2 separate regions of the Homo sapiens genome follow, and region 2 is linked to region 1. A link is an interaction called in ENCODE POLR2A ChIA-PET data of the cell type or tissue named here. Cell type or tissue: A673. All regions are shown on one strand. Links, peaks and the distances in the headings refer to the core of each region. The heading gives the core; the rest is flanking DNA.

What was found. Peaks named below come from ENCODE experiments on the same cell type or tissue, not always from the same donor. Only the 100,000 strongest peaks of a DNase experiment are listed, where the experiment ranks them.
Region 2: POLR2A ChIA-PET joins it to region 1 with 27 read pairs; 1 of 35 experiments calls an interaction of 5 or more read pairs at or near these places.

What each region holds. Positions count from the first base shown.
Region 1 is chr9:97,049,517-97,053,906 of GRCh38, reverse strand. No RefSeq gene overlaps it. Among named protein-coding and RNA genes, the nearest start is that of CTSV, 13 kb to the right of the region's middle. In A673, for the core only: no CTCF peak of the experiment used is centred there; a DNase peak (open chromatin) is centred at 1,826; H3K27ac peaks cover 852 bases.
Region 2 is chr9:96,686,752-96,691,141 of GRCh38, reverse strand. No RefSeq gene overlaps it. Among named protein-coding and RNA genes, the nearest start is that of PRXL2C, 34 kb to the right of the region's middle. In A673, for the core only: no CTCF peak of the experiment used is centred there; a DNase peak (open chromatin) is centred at 4,241; H3K4me3 peaks cover 573 bases.

The DNA.
Region 1 (4,390 bases), core at 184-4,183:
GAGGGACAGTTTCCCTTCTCAGGGTAAACAGACCTTACAGTGGCTTTTTTCCAATCCACCAGGTTGGCTGTTTCCTCGGAAATAACCTCCTCTGTGTCTGCATCATACATAGCCATCTGTGATGTTCAATAGTGAACTGTGGGTCCCTCATCGACCCAAACATGCTCTTGCACCCTGTAGCATACAAAACCAAAGACCCTGCTCCTAAGTCAGTTACTTCAGAATCCGCTTTAGTAAAAGCTAATGATACTGGTCTCCAAAATGAACAATTCCTTCCACCATACCCTCTGGTTTCAACAGTTACTTGGTTTTGTCCTCCCCCCGCACTGACTACTTTCTTGGTAATCATGGGTCTCAGAGGTATTTCTGTTGTCCCTGCATAATTTTCTCCTTTGTGCGTAGCTTTGAGGCTAGTGGCCAAAGCTCAGACTCACTGAAATCTGAGCTTGGTCTAGCATCAAGCTCTGACCCAGCACTCTCTTTTATTTTCATTTCAGCCGTCAGAAAAAGAAAAATATGAAAAAAAATTTTTTTGAGACAGGGTCTCACTCTGCTGTCCAGGCTAGAGTGCAGTGGCACTATCATGGCTCACTGCAGCCTCAGCCTCCAAGGCCTCCACCTCCAGGGCCTCCACCTCAGCCTCTCGAGTAGCTGGGACCATAGGTGCATGCTGCCACACCTGGCTATTTTTTTTTTTGAACAGTTTTTGTAGAGACAGGGTTTCGCTACATTGCCCAGGCTGGTCTCAAACTCCTGGGCTCAAGCAATTCTCCCACCTCAGCCTTCCAAAGTGCTGGGATTATAGATGTGAGCCACTGCAGCCAGCCCAGAAAAAAATGTTTAGGCGATTCAAGATGGCTGCAGGTTGGACATACAGGCAATAGATACTAGACCTGTAAGCTAAAGCTCAACCCTCCCCTGCAAGGCTGGAGTCTCAAATATTTCACTGGCAGGTACTGATGACAACATTGCCTATCAGATGAAGCCCAAAGGCAGGATAGAATCAATCACCCCTCTCCAGACCCTAAGATGCCTGCATACTTCCTAAGCCTTTCAACCCATAAACATTAACTGCTCATTTGCTTTATCTTAGGTACAAAGCAACTGAGCACCAGTAGAATTGGAACAATGTCACCTTTGCCTTACTCTTCCCGTCTTCTATATAAAAGAACACGTAAATAGAATTGGAACAATGTCGCCTTTGCCCCCTCCTCCCATTCCCAACATGTAAATAGTGCACGGGACACATTCTCAGTTTGCACTGAGTTTCTGTTTCTTGGCTATTAGTCCTCAAACTTGGCTCAGGATAAAAGTAAGTTTCTTTAAGTTTATAGTGCGTGTTATTTCAACTTTTGGTCTGCATAGCTATTACAGATAACAATAACCAAGGGATTGAATATTTTGCTTTTTACTTATCAGTTTGCATTTTCTTATGCATCCGGGGAACCAACCCCCTGAGAGTTGGATCCATCTCTAAATTCCACCGGTGGCCAAATGTGGTGGCTCATGCCTGTAATCCCAGCACTTTGGGAGGCCAAAGCAAGAGAACTGTTTGAAGCCAAGAAGTCAGCTGCCGTGAACCACAGTGGCACCACTGAACTCCAGCCTGGGCGACAGAGCCAGAGATCTTGTCTTTAAAAAAAAAAAAAAAAAAAAAAATTCTGGTTGACAGAGCAGGAGCACCATCATCTCAGACAAACACTGCCTCTTTAAGTTCCAGCTCCCTTTCTAGCCTCATGCATTTCAAGAAAATCACTTCTAACAACAAGCAGCCAGAAAAGCAGACAATGAAACACAGATAAGACAGCTCTGGCACAGAGCGGGGAGTGGGGGAAGTCTCTTGGGTAACTGCCAAACTTCACCCTCATACAATGGGCCCCAGTAAAACAGTGGGTCTTGATTAGCACATTCCTTTCCCTGCAGGGGCACTAAGATAGGAAAGCTAAAAGCAGACTCGGGGGATACGCCTGCAGCTGCAGGAAGATGTATGGGAACAGACACACAACTCTCCCTCCCAGATAAGCACAACAAAGAGATATAGAAGCAGTCCAAGCCTCTGATAAACTCTCCCATCTTGAATCCTTAAAAACTCTTAGTCTGTAAGAGAGTAGGGGCCAGGCACAGTGGCTCACGCCTGTAATCCCAGCACTTTGGGAGGCCGAGGCAGGTGGATCACCTGAGGTCAGGAGTTCGAGACCAGCCTGGCCAATGTGGTGAAACCCCATCTCTACTAAAAATACAAAAATTAGCCAGGTGTGATGGTGGGTGCCTGTAATCCCAGTTAATTGGGAGGCTGAGGCAGGGAGAATCCCTTGAACCTGGAAGGCAAAAGTTGCAGTGAGCCGAGATCATGCCATTGCACTCCAGCCTGGGGGACAGAGCAAGACTCCATCTAAAAAAAAAAAAAAAAAAGTCCTTTGACCTAACGGCCAGAATCACCTCTCAGGTTTATTTTCTCTAAAATATCAAGCCACCTTTTGTGTTTCTTTCTTCTTTTGTTAATTCTTACACCAGTAATTTTTACCTTTAGTAACTCAACAGCTCCACACTGTGCATGACCATGTGGCCACCCAGGAATCAAAGGATTCTGGTCTTATCCCTACCCTTGCATCCTTTCTTTCACCAAACCATGTGTTTCCATGAGCCAGAGCCAGTCTAACAAATCCCACTCCTCTGACACCAGATGTGAAACTGGAAAAACTCAAACTGTGTTTTTCTCTGCTTTCACACCAAAACAATCAACACAGAAGACTTCTGTGACTAAATAGGTGGTCCCCACCAGCAAATGAGCAATCAGTTTTGCAGTGGACACCAGCAGGGTGTTCTTCAATTTAATTCTGACACTATCTACCTGGAGACAACATCAGATCCCACAGGTTGAGGGCCAAGACCAAACCCCCACCCCTGAACCCAGCCAAAAGCTTGCCCTCTGGAACGTCTGCCCGACTGGCTTCAAGTGCATGTTCCCACAATGCCCTTTTTGGGTTTGATTAATTTACTAGAGTGGCTCACAGAACTCAGAAAAACTTACTTACATTTACTAGGTTATTATAAAGGATCCAGTTGAAGAGACGCGCAGGCCAAGGTACGGGGGAAGAGGTGCAGAGTTTCCACGCCTTTTCCATGTATTACCCACCAGGAACCTCCGTGTGTTCAGCCATCTGGAAGCTCTCTGAATCCTGTCCTTTTTGGATTTTTATGGAGGCCTCATTATGTCAGCATGATTGATTAAACCACTGGCCATTGGTAATCAATTGAACTGTGAGTCCCTCTCCCCTCCCTAGAGGTTTCGGGGGTGAGGCTGCAAGTCCTACCCCTCTAATCCTGCCTTGTTCTTTCCTGTTACCAGCCCCATGCTGAAGCTATTGAAGGGCTGCCAGCCACCAGTCAATCATTAGCAAACAGAAAGACACCATTTTGGTGTTTCTAAGGATTTTAGGAGTCATATGTCAGGAAACAGGGTCGAAACCAAATATATATTTCACAGTTTCACAAGTGGGATAGCAGGTGGGCAAGAATGGTTAAAGCAATAAACATGGTCAGTATATAGAATTTCAATGGCAACAATTTTCACAGAAAAGTTACTCTGCCTTTGGATTGAATGTCACTTCTCAAAGATATGCCAATTTTCATGGGAGAAATTTCTATAGATGGCTGACTATATCAACACTTGTGTTCGCTCGTTTAATTTTTATTTATTTATTTATTTAGACAAGAATCTCACTCTGTCACCCAGGCTGGAATGCAGTGGTGCAATCTCAGCTCACTGCAACCTCTGCCTGCCAGGTTCAAGCAATTCTCCTGCCTCAGCCTCCCTATAGCTGGGCCTACAGGCACATGCCACTATGCCTGGCTAATTTTTGTTTTTTTAGTAGAGACAGGGTTTCACCATGTTGGCCAGGCTGGTCTCGATCTCCTGACCTCAGGTGATCCACCTGTCTCGAGCCCCCAAAGTGCTGGGATTACAGGTGTGAGCCACCATGCCCAGCCTCTCATTTAATTTTTAATACTACCTTATGGGGTAGTTGATATTGTCCACATTTTGTAGTGGATGAAACCAAAGCTCTGAGAAAGTAAGTCAGTTGTACAAAATTTATGCCTACCAGAAATGGGATTGGAAATAGCTACATTCCAAAGCCAGTGATAATTTGGGTCAAGGAGTACTGATAATTGTTGCTCCTATTGGTTCATTTTCTACTGAGCTTCTTTTTTCACTTACTATTATTACTTTTATTATTATCTTGTGATTTCATTTCACAAAATTATAAGTTTGCATTCCAAAAGCACCTAGTTCCTGGCTCGATCCTCATCTTTGCAGGAGATTCTGAAGCTTAATTGCTTTACATGTTTCAGACTAACCACTGAGCTTTTTTCATTTAAAAATATTTAA
Region 2 (4,390 bases), core at 294-4,293, 360 kb after region 1:
GGAATGAGGTGATGCTTATCTGGGACAGCTCATTTCTGCTCCACATGGTCTCTCAATCTTCATGCTTCTTCACATGGAAATCTCAAGGTTCCAAAGAACAATTTTCAAATCTCTGGTTGCATCACATAAAAAGATATTATATTGGCCAAAGTCAGTCATATGTTCAAGCCCAGACTCAGTGTGCAAGTGACATGCAAAAAGATATGGTTACAGGGAGGCAGGATCACAATGGTAGTCATTATACCACATACAGTATTATCCAGGAGTCTTGAGTCCTTCTGAAAAAGTCAAACTTCCTCTCTCTTCCTTGGGGGCTACTAGGAAAGATCTTCTTCCCATGGTCAATACAACAATAAGGAGAGAATTTAAAGCTGCTAGATTGGGTAGGAAGTGGGCCTCAAGTAGAGAGTAAGGATTCAATGAGAGAAGAGGGACAGAAGGAAACCAGAGTCCTAAAAAAATGTTTGAGATACTGAACCAAGCTCTGCCTAAAGATTTTTCAGTCACTTAAAACAGGACATTTCCTTTTGCTTAAGCCAGTGGGAGTTGTATTACCGCTACATGCAACCAAAAGCATCCTCACGTGGTTGTGAAGACAAAGCAGATATGGTCAGAGAAAGTGTAGATACAGGGGTCAAAGAAGTTGTTATTTTTCAGATGAGACACATTGAAACGTGTTTATATGTTGAAATGAGGTGTTTATATGTTGAAATGAGCAGAGGAAAGACTGAAGATACAAGAAAAGAAGCTGACAACCAATAAAGTAATTCCTATGGGAAAACAGGAGGTAGTAGGATTTAGGACACAGGTGAAGGGATTATTTTCCTTTAAACAGAACGGTATGCCTGAGAGCAACTGGAACAACACAGACACTCAACAAATGTTTGCTGAATAAATGGATTGAAGAGTTGGGATCTTCTGATACCTCTTTCTCTCACAAATCAATATATGCCCAGTTTACAGAAAGCTACCTTAATCCATGGCATTCTCAGTCTTCTCAATCCACTTTTGGAAGATAATCTTGATTCTGGCTTTCAGATTACCTTGCTTTTGCAACCATGCACTGTTTACCCCACGTATTTCAGGAAGAATCAGAGGAATGAGTACCTAATCTTGAACTCATTACACAATCTTGAGTTCTCTCTCCCACCAGATCAGTGTTTTTCAAAGTATAACCCAGACAGCTTGCAACAAAATCACCTGGGGGCTTACTGAAATGCAGATTCCTGACCTCACTTATTGAGTTGGACTCTGAAGGAGAGAATCTGCATTTTAACATTCTCTGTTCTCTAGCTGGTCTTTACGCTGCTCCACCAGATGTAAACTGCCTAAGGGCAGGGGCAGGGTCTGGTTGCCTTTGTTTCCTCTGCACATTTCTTGGCATAATGTTTATCAAATGAGTACTTAAGTCAGGGAATCCGTGCTACTAAATATGAGTTCACAAATTAACCTTTCAGAAAGCACATCTTTATGATTCCAACAGTACGTTGATGTATATTTCAAATCTGTCATGTGTTGAAGGGAGAAAATGGTAGAGAAATACTGTCCTATATTTGGCAAGGCAAGAGTCTGACTTCATAACATCTTAAAACCTGCTTCTACTTATTAAAAAAAAAATTTAAATACAAGGAAATTCAAGTTTCTCCCTTAAGCAAAATTGATATGTACAACCCAGTCATAGAGTGTGAAGCCATGCTGGCAAACGTTTCTTCATGATTAATACCCAAGAGTTTTCCCAGGCTCATTTGTACCACCCTGGCCCTGTGGCCAATCCTGTCTATCACGGCTGGGAAAGGCTGCCTTGTGAATGATTTTTTTGTTTTGTTTTGGAGGCAGGGTCTCACTCTGTTGCCCAGGCTGGAGCATAGTGGTGCAATCACAGTTCACTGCAGCCTTGACCTCCCAGACTTAAGCAATCCTCTCCCACCTCAGCCTCCAAGCCCAACTGATTTTTGTATATTTTCTAGAGACAGGGTTTCACCATGTTGCTCAGGCTGGTCTCAAACTCCTGGGCTCAAGTGAGCCACCCACTTTGGCCTCCCAAAGTGCTGGGATTATAGGCGTGAGCCACTGTGCCCAGCCTGATCTTCTTTTCGTAAAAACAAAACAACAAAATGTATATATAGAAGAACAACATCAGTCATCCACCAAGATGCCTCCTGTGATGGTTAATTTTATGTCAAGTTGGCATAACCACAGTACGCAAATATGTGGTCAAACATTATTCCAGATGTTTCCATGATGTTTTTGGATGACATTAACATTTTAATACGTGGACTTTTGAGTAAAGCTGATTGCCCTCCATAACGTGGGTGGGCCTCGTCCAGTCAGCTGAAGGCCTGATTAGAACAAGATTGACCTCCCCCTAGCAAGAGGGAACTGCAGCAGACAGCTTTCAGACTTGAACCACAACGTCAGCTTTTTCCTGGGTCTTCAGCCTTGAACGGCAGCAATGACTCTTTTCTGTGTCTCCAGCCTGCCAGTCCACCATGCAGATTTTGGATTTCCTGGCCTCCTTAATTATATGAGACAATTCCTTAAAATAAACCTCCTTATCCACACACACACACACAACCTTTGGTTCTATTTATTTGGATAACCCTGACTGATACACCCCCTCCAATCACTTTGTACCACTTCTGTGCACACACACCTGCCCCTTCACTCAACTTCAACCTGCTTTCACTTTCAAATGCCCACACTGAAGGGTCATCTTGAGAGGACTGCCTTTGTTCAGCCTATTAAACTGCTTTCCCTAAATGTGCAGAGCTAGGCGTGTCTGCACACTTACATCCTCTTCAGCGGCCCTTAACCCATGAAAAACAAGGTAAGTGTATGAAAGCCCAGCTCCCTTGTCTCTGGCCGAGATAACTCTTGAGATATCACCTATACTCCCTAACTCCCCTGTGAAGTCATACTGAAACGATCCTTTGCAAAGGTCCGCCTCAGATTTCATACTTCTTGCCTTCCATTCCCCATCTTGCTTGCTCCACTTCTTTACGAGAAGTTTAGAGCCAAAACGAAGTTAACAGCCTATCGTTTTTTCCTGCCTTTTCTAATCCATTTTAATCCACTGCACTTATCTCTCTAAAATACACATCACATCACTCTTTTTTTTTTTTTGAGACGGAGTCTCACCCTGGTGCCCAGGCTGGAGTGCAATGGCGCGATCTCGGCTCACTGCAACCTCTGCCTCCCGGGTTCTAGCGATTCTCCTGCCTCAGCCTCCCCAGTAGTTGGGATTACAGGCGCGCGCCACCACGCCTGGCTAATTTTTTGTATAGGTAGTAGAGACGGGGTTTCACCATGTTGGCCAGGCTGGTCTCGAACTCCTGACCTCATGATCCGCCCGCTTCGGCCTCACAACACTCTTTAAATTAAAAATGCGTTTACACAAGGACAAAAAACCAAACACCGCATGTTCGCACTCATAGGTGGGAATTGAACAATGAGAACACATGGACACAGGAAGGGGAACATCACACACCGGGGACTGTTGTGGGGTGGGGGGAGGGGGGAGGGATAGCATTAGGAGATATACCTAATGCTAAATGACGAGTTAATGGGTGCAGCACACCAACATGGCACATGTATACATATGTAACAAACCTGCACGTTGTGCACATGTATCCTAAAACTTAAAGTATAATAATAATAAAATTAAATTAAAAAATGCGTTTACAATAAAGTCCAAACGCCTCAAATACGGTATTCAAAGCAATATTTTAGCTGCTGCATCCCTCTCCCGCCTCATCCCCACTTCACCCCTACGCACTTTACTGAACTTTCCGTTCTCTGAACCCAGAAACCGTTCTACCTGGAAGGCGCTTCCCTCCTCAAATCCTCGCTGTGTGTGACGCGTCCTCGAGGCCCCGCTCAACTGGCATTCGCACACCCAGACGTCTGCCGTGGGAGATTCGCCTCTTCCGAGCGGGCGGACGGTCCTGTTAAGACCCGAGACATTCCTGTTTCGCTCAGGTTAAAACTCTGAAGTACCTGGACTGCTCATTTGGATTTGGCTCCTGCAGACACACCTTTCGCCCCAGCATGAGAACTCGATTTCCCGCAGTCGCCATCCGGATGCCCAAAAATAGACCAGCGCGCGTCCCCGCCTCTGACGCTGTGCCGAGGGCGGGGCGGGGCGGGACGGGTCGCGCTTCGCCAGCGCGGGGCGGGCAGTAGGGGGGGTTCCTGGCGCTTTGCGCGCGGTCGCTGTCGCGCGGCGTGGTAGTGCGTCAGCCTGTCCGCCTTGGTGAAGAAGCGGAAAGGCCCGGGCGGCAGTGAGGACCAGAATCCGGTGAGGTCGAGGCACGGTGCTGGGGCTCCTCAGAGCATTTGGTTCCATTGCATTCCCCTCATAGCCGCAGCTTGGCGCCCCCTGCAGCTCGGC